Linked DNA regions of Homo sapiens: regions 2 and 3 are each linked to region 1. The links are chromatin contacts, found by Hi-C or POLR2A ChIA-PET in ENCODE. All regions are on one chromosome and are shown on one strand. The core of a region is the stretch at or near the end of the contact, and the rest is flanking DNA. Distances in the headings are between cores, read along the strand shown. Region 1 holds the start of LETM1 (leucine zipper and EF-hand containing transmembrane protein 1). Region 2 holds the start of CFAP99 (cilia and flagella associated protein 99). Region 3 holds the start of CTBP1 (C-terminal binding protein 1).

Evidence for each region. A loop is a pair of places that touch in the nucleus more often than their neighbours do. ChIA-PET counts read pairs that join two places held with the same protein, here RNA polymerase II (POLR2A). Pooled maps may share reads with other maps.
Region 2: a loop to region 1 is called in a map of B cell, with 12 times the contacts of the local background. The contact joins the promoter of CFAP99 here to the promoter of LETM1 in region 1. A Hi-C loop is called at or near these places in 6 of 168 maps with a recorded cell type or tissue (B cell, CD4-positive, alpha-beta T cell, dorsolateral prefrontal cortex and 2 more), 12 of 37 single-sample maps with no recorded cell type and 22 of 50 pooled maps. POLR2A ChIA-PET finds 5 or more read pairs at or near these places in 4 of 52 experiments (CD4-positive, alpha-beta T cell, GM10248, PC-3 and 1 more).
Region 3: a map of gastrocnemius medialis shows a loop between it and region 1 (5-fold over the local background). The contact joins the promoter of CTBP1 here to the promoter of LETM1 in region 1. A Hi-C loop is called at or near these places in 3 of 168 maps with a recorded cell type or tissue (ascending aorta, gastrocnemius medialis and naive thymus-derived CD4-positive, alpha-beta T cell), 2 of 37 single-sample maps with no recorded cell type and 17 of 50 pooled maps. POLR2A ChIA-PET finds 5 or more read pairs at or near these places in 1 of 52 experiments (CD4-positive, alpha-beta T cell).

The regions. Positions count from the first base shown.
Region 1 is chr4:1,854,508-1,857,555 of GRCh38, reverse strand. LETM1 (leucine zipper and EF-hand containing transmembrane protein 1) reads left to right here and starts at 1,400. Exons shown (of 14, transcript NM_012318.3): 1 at 1,400-1,687. The coding sequence starts at 1,606. RefSeq lists enhancers at 1-314, 984-1,053, 1,691-2,192 and silencers at 584-803, 1,204-1,763, 1,774-1,963, 2,758-2,934.
Region 2 is chr4:2,417,482-2,420,761 of GRCh38, reverse strand. CFAP99 (cilia and flagella associated protein 99) reads right to left here and starts at 1,807. Exons shown (of 16, transcript NM_001193282.4): 1 at 1,669-1,807. It overlaps ZFYVE28 (zinc finger FYVE-type containing 28), which reads left to right and starts at 2,117. Exons shown (of 13, transcript NM_020972.3): 1 at 2,117-2,477. The coding sequence starts at 2,439. RefSeq lists silencers at 1,593-1,642, 1,883-2,112, 2,233-2,392.
Region 3 is chr4:1,247,339-1,250,379 of GRCh38, reverse strand. It overlaps CTBP1 (C-terminal binding protein 1), which reads left to right and starts at 1,250. Exons shown (of 10, transcript NM_001012614.2): 1 at 1,250-1,464. It overlaps CTBP1-DT (CTBP1 divergent transcript), which reads right to left and starts at 940. Exons shown (of 2, transcript NR_033339.1): 1 at 908-940; 2 at 1-269. RefSeq lists enhancers at 1-61, 122-171 and silencers at 542-1,471, 1,642-2,361.

The DNA.
Region 1 (3,048 bases), core at 151-2,650:
GGAGCTGGCTGGCATCAGGCGTTTCACACCCCATGCGCTCCAGGGAACAGAGATGCTGAGTGTGCACTACAAGACCCTCCCCAGGCGGTGCCCTGAGGTGCCGCGGAGAAGCAGGAGGAGGCAGGTTACATCCCTGAACAAGACAGAGGGCAGGGCAAGTGCTGTGCTGGGGATCTCCTAGCTGGAGATCTCCACCAGCTGGGCCCCCAGCGCCGCAGGTCCCCATTTTTCTCCCTGCCTGCTTTCTCTGCCCCAACTCAGGGATCCTCATCTTAGGGAAGGAAGGGGAAGGTGGAGCTCAGAGGTCACGGTCTGCTGGGAGGCTGCACGGTCTCTCTCCCCTGGACTGGTCAGGGCCGGCTATTAAACTGGGCTGGGGGGAGGCTCCTGGGAGACGGCGCATGAGCGGTCCGCGAGCCCAGCCCAGCTCTGGCGGGAATTCTGGAGACTTCGAGCCAGGTCCTTGGCGTCCTGGGCTTCGGCTGTTCCTTCTTGGACTGGGAAGTGGAGCGGACAGGGTATGGCCCAGGTTAGGAAGTCTGGCGCTCTTGCGGCGCGCGGGACCCCAGGGGCTGCTTAGGCCAGAGCGAAACGAGGGGTCCCCCCGCGCCAACGCAGGACCCATATCTACCCCTCCCGCTCAGACGGGAGGACGCGGTGTGCCGGGATGGGGGGCCGCTATGCTGGCTGCGCCGCCACCCGGCCTAGTGCCCTCGCCTCCAGGGGCCGGCATGGCCCTGTCCTTCGGGGCGGGACCCTGCGCTCCCGTCCCCCCAGTGGTGACGGGGACTCCCGACGCCGAGCAGCGCCGTATCTGGGGAGCGCCGCCCGGTACGCAGGGAAGAGGCACTCAGAGCTGCGCGCGCCAGAGTGCAGACCGCCGAGGGCAGAGCCACAGAGCAGGGGGGCCGGCGAGGGACCGCGGCCGAGGGCGTCGAGGGCGCCCCTCCATCCCCAGCGTCCCCTGACTTGCCCTTGGAGCCCCAAGCTCCCAGGAGCCGTTTTCTACTCGTGGGTGCAGGACTTAGTCCCAGAAAAGTTCCGGACACACGCGCTGCTGCCGCCGCCCGGAGACGAAAAGACACTCCCCGCGCAAGCGCGGCCGACTCCCTCAGCTCCTGCGGCCGCCACGCTGCGAGCCCCGGCGTCCACGGTACGACGGGAACCAGGATGCAGCGAGCCCCAGGAGCCAGCCGCCCCGGTGCACGCCGGGACCGGTAGTCCGCGCCTCAGGGTAGTCCGCCGCTCCGGTGCACGCCGGGATCGGTAGTCCGCACCCCAGCGTGCAGGCCGTCCCGGTGCACGCCGGAACCGGTAGTCCGCGGTGGCGCGGTCCGCCCCTCACCTGGCCAGCGGCGGGCGCTGAGGGGCCCAATGGGAGCCGCGGCCTGGCCGCCCCGCCCCGCGCCTCCGGACGTCTGTGCCGGGACAAGGCCGCCGCTGGTGCCGGGTCCTTGAGGAGAGCGCCTCCCGTCCGAGGCCAGCCGCCTCTGTCAGCCGTCCGCGCGGGCCGGGTCTGAAGCGCCGCCGGGACGGCGAAGAGCCGCGGCCGCCGCGGAGAAGGAGGCAGCGCAGGAGGCCGGAGCGGCCGCCGCGCCCGAGCACATGGCGTCCATCTTACTGAGGAGCTGCCGCGGCCGGGCGCCCGCCCGCCTCCCGCCGCCGCCTCGGTACACCGTCCCGCGGGGTAAGCGGCGGGCACCCCAGGGCGGGGCCGGCTCCCGGCTGGTGGGTCGGGAGCGCGGACGACCCGCGGGTTCGGGCTGGTTGTCACGGCGATGCGGGGAGCCCGGTGGTCCCGGCCTCCGGAGCCCCTGCGGGACCGTGGGGCCCCGGGTCTCGTCGCGGGCTGGGCCGCCAGCGCCGGGCGGAGCCGCTGGGCCTCTGCCGTGTGTTGTGACCTTAGGCGGCCGGGTCCCCCGGGTCACTGCCTCAGAGACAGTGGGAAAATTCTGAAGGGCTGGGCAGCCCTGGCGCGCCCTGCGCGAGTAAGCTTGGTGGAACGTGTCCACGCACGAGGACGGCCGTGCCCTTTGGTCACGTTTGGGGTCCCGGAGACGAGACTGGGTGGGCAGGGCAGACACCGGCGAGCAGGACCTGCTGGGCTGCAGGAGCCTTCCTGGTCCGTCACTGATGAGGTGATGCCAGCACCTACAAACCCCTGTGGTGTGATTAGGCCGCGACCGGCACCCGGGGAACACGGGGACTCCGGAGCCGCTGAGGGTCCTCAGGGTGCGTGGCTTTAGCCCCCCTAGCCTCAGGTGCTGTCTGGAGTGAATGCTGTCCCAGGGTGTGCCCACCTCCTCTCTCTCTCTAATTAACCAACTTATTTGAGTCTATGTCCTTATTTGTAAAATTGGAATAAACATAAAACTTGCTAAGAGGGACTCAAGTAAAATAATTAGTGCAGTGGTGCGATCATACTCACTGCACCTCAAACTCCTGGGCTCAAGCTATCCTTCTGCCTCAGCCTCCCAAGTTGTTAGTTGTGCCACACAACACCCAGCTAATTTTTTTTTTTGTAGTTTTTTTGTAGAGACAGGGTCTTGGTATGTTGCCCAGCCTGGTCTTGAACTCCAAGGCTCAACTGATCCTCCTGCTTTGGCCTCCCAAAGTGCTGGGATTACAGGAGCCACCATGCCCAGGCACCCAGCTTCAATATTCTTGTCTCTGTTCCCCACCCCCAAAGAGATAGATTGAAGTTGCCCTGAATGTATCCTCCCAATTCTTGTTTTTTTTTGTTTGTTTGTTTGTTTGTTTTTAAAGACAGAGTCTCAATCTGTTGCTCAGGCTAGAGTGCAGTGGTGTGATCTTGGCTCACTGCAACCTCCACCTCCTGGGTTCAAGTGATTCTCTTACCTCAGCCTGCCGAGTTGCTGGAATTATAGGCACCCGCCATCACGACTGGCTAATTTTTGTATTTTTAGTAGAGACTGTTTTCTCCGTCTTGGCCAGGCGGGTCTCGAACTCCTGACCTCAGGTGATCCACCCACCTCGGCCTCCCAAAGTGCTGGGATTACAGGCGTGAGCCACCGCGCCCGGCCCCCA
Region 2 (3,280 bases), core at 558-3,057, 560 kb before region 1:
ACTTTAGGGCTGCCATACCAACCACGATTGCCTCTCCATGGACCTCTTTTATAAAAATATGAGTAATATTCTTGTTTAGGCCACTGTGATGTTGGGATTTTTCAATACATGCAGCTAAACCTAACTGATACCCCACTTCCCCAAGTTCAGCCTTCATCCCATGCACAATTTCAAACTATAAAACACAGGAAGGGAGCCTCTGAGCAGATACAACTGCTCCAGGCCTTGGAGTTGGCCAAGGATAGACCCACAGAGAACAGCCATTCACTCAGTGGACAAGCCCATCAAGTGTCTACCCCAAGATCCTGTGCTGAAGAAATGATGGCTTTGGGAGCAGCAGGTTTTATGGGGGAAGACTGAGAGTGTGGTTTGGGACACGTTAAATTTGAGAGGATCTGTTAGGCGTCCAAATGGTGAAGAACAGGTAAACAGGTCTGGAGTTTCAGGGTTGAGGCTAGAGATATAGGTTTTGAGAAGTTTGGGAGAAAATGGTTGTTTATAAAACCATGTAACTGTAGGAAATCCCCCAGGGAGGGAGTGGATAGAGTAGGTTCCAAGGACTGAGTCCAGGGTCTCCAGTGTTGAGAGGTCGGTGAGCAGGGGAGGCATCCAGCCAAGGAGATCAAGCAGGAGTGGCCAGGAGCGAGGAGGAGAAGTGGACAGTGGGATCTGTTTCAGCCAAGTGAGGATGCTGTGTCACGGAGAGGGCACAGTCGGCTGGGTCACGTGGTAGTGACAGTTCAAGGAAGAGATGAGCGCTGACCCCGATCATCGGATTTTGCAACATCAAGGTCAAGGATGACTTTGATAAAGAGCTTCAGAGGAGTGGTTGGGTGAAAATCTGATGGGAGTAGTTTCCAGAAAGAACAAGTGGGAAGGAATTGGAGATAAGGGGAAACTCCAGAGGGGTTTTGCCCTTCAGAGGGTCGACTGGGTGGTAGGAAGAGGAGAGTAGGGAAAATCAATCAGTTACTCAAAAATAAACATGGACCCTACCCCCAACTAAGAGAAATCTTAGATGCCAGCGCGCCTAGGCTCACATCGCGTCTGTTGGAATAAAGTGGTCATGGAGCCCACGGACCTTTCTGAGCACCTGGCACTGGCCAGTGAGGACAAGCAGGAACAGGTCAGACTTCTCAATTCTGAACCGAGGGGGGCATGACTTCCATCTCCTGTGTCTTACATCTGCACGTTTCACAACAAGCCAGAGACGTGGTGGTGGTGCGGCAGGGAAAAGTGCAGCGCTGTGGGGTCAGGCCGACCCAGATCCGCCGTGATCTGGATGCAACCCCCACAGCCAGGGCACGCCGGCCTCGTTGTGCCTGCTTCTCTGGCTGTCAATGGGAAGTTTAAGTGAGGCCACGTGTGGGTTTTTAGCTCTCTGCTTGACACATAGCAGGTACTCAGATTGAGGTGAGCGTTTTAAGGTACAAATTAGGGCACCACTGGGGGGAGTAGCGAGGGCGGAAGAGTATCTTTTTAGAACGCACCGCTGATAGTGGTGATTTAAAAAAAAAAAAAGAGGCACCGTTCACTTTCATCGGGGAGCTGGGAAGAAGACAGAAGAGGTGTTTGGGAGAAGCAAGATGAGCAGCGAGCGAGAGGGAACCGGCCGGCAGGTCATGAAAATCGGCGGCGCGTCGCCCCGCACCTGTCCCGCCCCCGTACCTGGCGGGCGCTCGGGGCAGCCGAGCCCTCCTGCCGCCGCCACCTGCCACCGCAGCAGTTTCCTGGGCCAGCTGGGGCTAAGGTGTTGGCAGTCGTCGTCCGTCAGCTCCCGGTAGGCAGGACGCCGCGGCTGTTTGGCGTCGTCACCTAGCAACCGGCGGCACGCTCCGCCGCCATCGGGTGGACTACAACTCCCACAATACACAGCGCCGCGGCGCGGCCCGGGACGCCAAGCCCTGGGCGCCACCTCCCCGCCATGCCTTTCGGGACTTGTAGTTTCTTGGATACCCGGGCGCGGCGGGTCGCCCCGCCGGCAGGGAGCGCGCCTCGGGCGGGGTGCGGCGCCCGCGCAGGGATTGGGCCGCCTCCGCCCCGCCCGCCCCGCCCGCAGCGCGCGGTGGGCCCGGGGCTCGCGGCGCCCTAGGCGCATGTGCGGCGCGGGGCGGCCGTGACCAGCGGAGCGCTGGGTGTCAGTGAGCAGCGAGGAGCCGCGCGCCCCCGTGCCCGCGTCTGTCCGTGCGCCCGAGCGCCCACTCCCGGGTCTGAGGTCTGCCCGGCGCGCCGCTTGCAGAGCATACTCAGGGCCGCGCACCTGCCCCGCGCACCTGCCCGCCGCCCGCTCGGCGCTCCGGGCTTCGCTAGCCAGCCTCCCTGCGACAGCGCGGGGGCTCCGGCCGTGCCTCCGCGTCCGCCCCGCGCCTCAGCCGGGCCCGGGCGCAGCGCTGCGGAGGGCGAGGGCCGCCCGGAGTCCGGCCAGGGCCGGCGCGGCGATGATGAACAGGTTCCGAAAGTGGCTCTACAAACCCAAGGTGAGCGGCCCCGCTCGGGCCGGACGCCCCCCGCGTCGCGGCCTCTCCCTTCCCCAGGACCGCCCGTCCGCCCTACAAGACGGACTCCCTTTCCCTGTCCGTGGCCGGCCTCTTCCCCCACCGCCGACATCCTTCCCTCCACTCCAAGACTTGGACAGATCTTCATCGCCCTGTCTCTGAGGCGGATCCGAACCTCCCTCCCGGCTTCCTAAGCCCGGGTCCAGGACTGACCCTCCTGCTCCTCCTCTCGGGCCGGGGCGCACTTTCCCTCCCCCTCTATCCAGGGCCACAACGGGCCCCTCTCCCTCCTCATCCCGGTCCTGGACGGTGCCCTCCTACACTTCGTGGTCCCCAGCCCGCGGGCCCGGAGCAGACCCCCTACTACTTCTCCGTCTCCCCTCCCTGCACCAGGAATGCCCCCTCATTCCCGTCCTGCCCCCACCCCCATTGTCCTGGGCCCGGAATAGATCTCCCTCCGCACTCCAGAACAGACCCTCTCCCCACTTCCCCAGGTTCTGAGAGAACCCACATTTCCCAATCCCTGGGTCCAGGGCAGACCCGTCCTTCCATGTCCAGAGAGGATCCTGATGGCCCTGCCAACGGCCTCCCTTCCCGAACCAGGACTGACCCACACCTCGGCCCAGTTCGCGTCCCCTCCCTTGTCCCTATCCTTGTCCCTTCCCCACCCACGTCCTCTGGAATCCGGGACAGGTCCTCCGCCCGGCCCTTGGGGCGAGCGCGCCCGTGGCCAGCAGCCTCGGCGGGGCGGGAGGTGCGGCTCTCCAGCCGGCGCCCGCGCCTCT
Region 3 (3,041 bases), core at 1-2,500, 610 kb after region 1:
CCTCACCCTCCCCAAAGCTCTGGTGACACCTGCCAGGTTTCCTCCAGGCCACAGCTCGGCAGCCCGATCTTAGAACAGAACGTGGCACGCAGGGCAGGTCTGGCTGAGGGCCCAGCATTGTCAGCGGGGTTGGAGGTCTTCCCGGGCCTCGAAGGGGAGACGTAGGCTTCTCAGGGCAGCCCAGGACGCGTCCTCACGAACCACAGCGAAATTACAGCAGGTATCTCGCGGATAGGAGTCTGCATCATTCCGTCTCCATGCCGTGGTTTCTGAAATTATGCAACTATCTCGGCATTCCAGAGGGCTCAGAGTAGCCACGCGCAGAGGCCCTCCCCATGGGGTGGATGGAAGCGTCCACTCGCGGCGCGAGGAATATCCCTGGGCCCCTCGGGAGAGTCTGCAGGGGCAGCCCCTGGGTGAGCAGGCCCAGTGCGGCCTCTCCCTGAAGGGACTTTCGGGCCCTCCCGGGTCGGGGCTTCACCGGTAGCAGGCAGGGCTTTGATATTAATGCTTAAAGGGAAAGCAGAGCTGAGCTGTCAGGACGTTGGTTAGCTACAAACCCTACTCTTGTTAAAAGAGAAATGGGGTCGGGGAAGGGGTTCTCCAGCCCTGAACTTCCCGGGCCGGGCAGGACGCGGTCCCTCCAGGAGTCGGGGCTCCCCCGCCTGGGGACGCACTGGGGCAGGCGCGCTTCTCCTCTCGGGGTCCCATGTGCCGCCGGCTCTCGGACGGTAAATCAGGGCTCGGGTGGGGGCGATGGGGGGCCCGCGGCCTCGGTGCCCCTGGCCAGCCTCGGAGGCGCACGGGCCAGGCCGCGGGGCGAGAAGCGAGCGCGGGAGGGCGGCAGCTGGCGGAGCGGGAAGGGAGCGGGGCGGCTGCGGCTGCGGCGCGGAGGAGCGCCATTTACGTTCGGGCCCGCGCCAGGCGCTGACGTGGGCGGCCCTGTCTCGGCTTCCGGGCCCGCAGGGTCCTCGGGGCGGACGGCGCTCCCGCCAGCGGCGCTGAGTCCGGCCCGACCCTGCCCGACTTCCTCGGGGACAGGCGGTTTAGAACGTGCGGAACACCAGGCCCGGGGCCTCCGCCGGGCTGCAGCCCCGCGAGCTTCCCGCCAGGCTCCCGCCCCGCCCCGCCCCGCAGCCGCGTCCCGGCCGGGCGGGCCCTGAGCCGCCCGCGTGAGTCCGTGCGCCGCCCGCGCTGGGAACCAGGAGACCAACCGCGAGGCCCCGCCCGCGCGCGCCGCCGTGTCCCCGCCCGCGCGGTCGTCGGAGCGCGGCTCAGCGGCGCGGCGGAGACTCGGCACGGCGGCGGCCAGGCGCAGGCGGGCGGGCGGAGCAGCGGACGGCGCCGAGGCCGCCCCACGCGCCGGGCTCGCGGCGGCGCAGCGCGCCGGAGTGGTCGGGGCCCGCGGCCGCTCGCGCCTCTCGATGGGCAGCTCGCACTTGCTCAACAAGGGCCTGCCGCTTGGTAAGGCCGCGCGCGCGCGCGTTTCCGGCCGCGGGCGGGGGCGGGGCGGGGCGGGTGCCGCGCGGGCGGGGGGCGCGGGGGCGGACCGAGCGCGCGCCCGCGGGCCGCCGGCTTTGTGTGCGAGTGCGCGTGCGCGCCGGCGTCCGCGCGTGGCCGCGGTCGGGGGCGGGACCGCGGGAAGGGTCTTGCGCATGCGCGGGCCGCTGCGTGTGCGCGAGCGCCGCAGTCTGCTCTCCCCGCCCGCGGCCCGTGCAGGTGACACAAAAGGGCCTGTGGGCCTCTGGGCTGCCCCGCCGGACCCCCAGCTCCACCGACCCCAGCCCCGTCGGACCCGGGACGGCACCCCGGGTCCCGATCCCCGGCCGCTACCCCGTCCCCGGTCATGACCCCGTGGCTGGGCCTGCGGGGCCGGGATGGGGCGGGAGCCGTGCGCAGCTCGGGGTGTCCTGGGGCGCGCGCTCCCGGGCCACTCGCGGGAGCGCGCCTCCCGCGGGGAGGCCGCCGGCGACCGTGGCCGCGCGCTGTGGGGGAAGGGGACGGGGCGCGGGTGCCGGGTATGACCGTGGAGGAGGCCGCTGCCCTCAGACCGGGCCCAAAGCGCAGCCCCCGGCGGTGACGCGGGAGGGCCCGGGGTCTCCGTTCCCGCGAACTCCGCGAGGTCCCGGACCGGCCCAGCGCCCCCACCTGCCCTTGCCTGGGCCCGCCCAGGTCCCGGGGCGCCTTCCTCGCGGGCTGCGGCCGCGGAAGCAGGGAGCACGGGCGGGCGCCGGGCTTGCCACCATCGCCATCTTGCAGCGCCCGCGTCCTGGGCCGGCCCGAGCCGCTGCGCGGAGCCTCTCTTTCCCTCGACCCGGCTGCAAAGGCAGAGTCCGTGCGCCTGAGCCCCGGGCCGAGACTGGAGCGTTCTCTGGCGGCCTCCAAGGGCGCCGGTGTCTGGAAGCCCGGCCTGGGCCAGATCCCTTTTGCTGTCGTCTCCGTGATTGCCGGGACAGAATTCCCTTCCAGTGGGGAAAAGGGAAGGCGGTCGCGCCCTTCCCGGTGCCCTGAGTGGGGAGGTGAAACCCTGAGAGTTGGGGCAAGAGGGCCTGGAGCTAGGGCCGAGGCGGCGGGTGCGCAGGGTGTTCCGTTGAGCCCGAGCCCCCCCCCCCTCCCCGGCCTCTCCACCGTTTCTGTAGGAGCGCGGCAGGGAGCACACGTCCCTCGGGAAGAAAACGGCGCTGGCGGCTGGGCCCGCACCGCGGCCGTCCTCGCTGAGCTCCTAGCGCGTGGCCTTTGCGCGTCTGTGTACCCGTCTGCAGCTTGGGGCAGGGTTGGGGGAGAACCGTGGGGTAACTATTTGCCGTTGCAGCTGAGGATGACAGCTGCGGTTTGGGGGTCCCCCTTTCTGTGTCCTGGAACTTTGTAGGGCGTGGCTCTGCCCTGGGCCTCAGCACCCGGCCTCCCAGGTCTCCCCTGCCTGCCCGGGCCTGGCCACCTCCCTCTGGGGTCTGGGTTTGGCTCCTGGTTGGGGCTGTCGGCTCCGCAGACGCCTTTTGCTCTCTGTGATTCTGTTGCCCATCTTTGAGCACCTGCTTCCA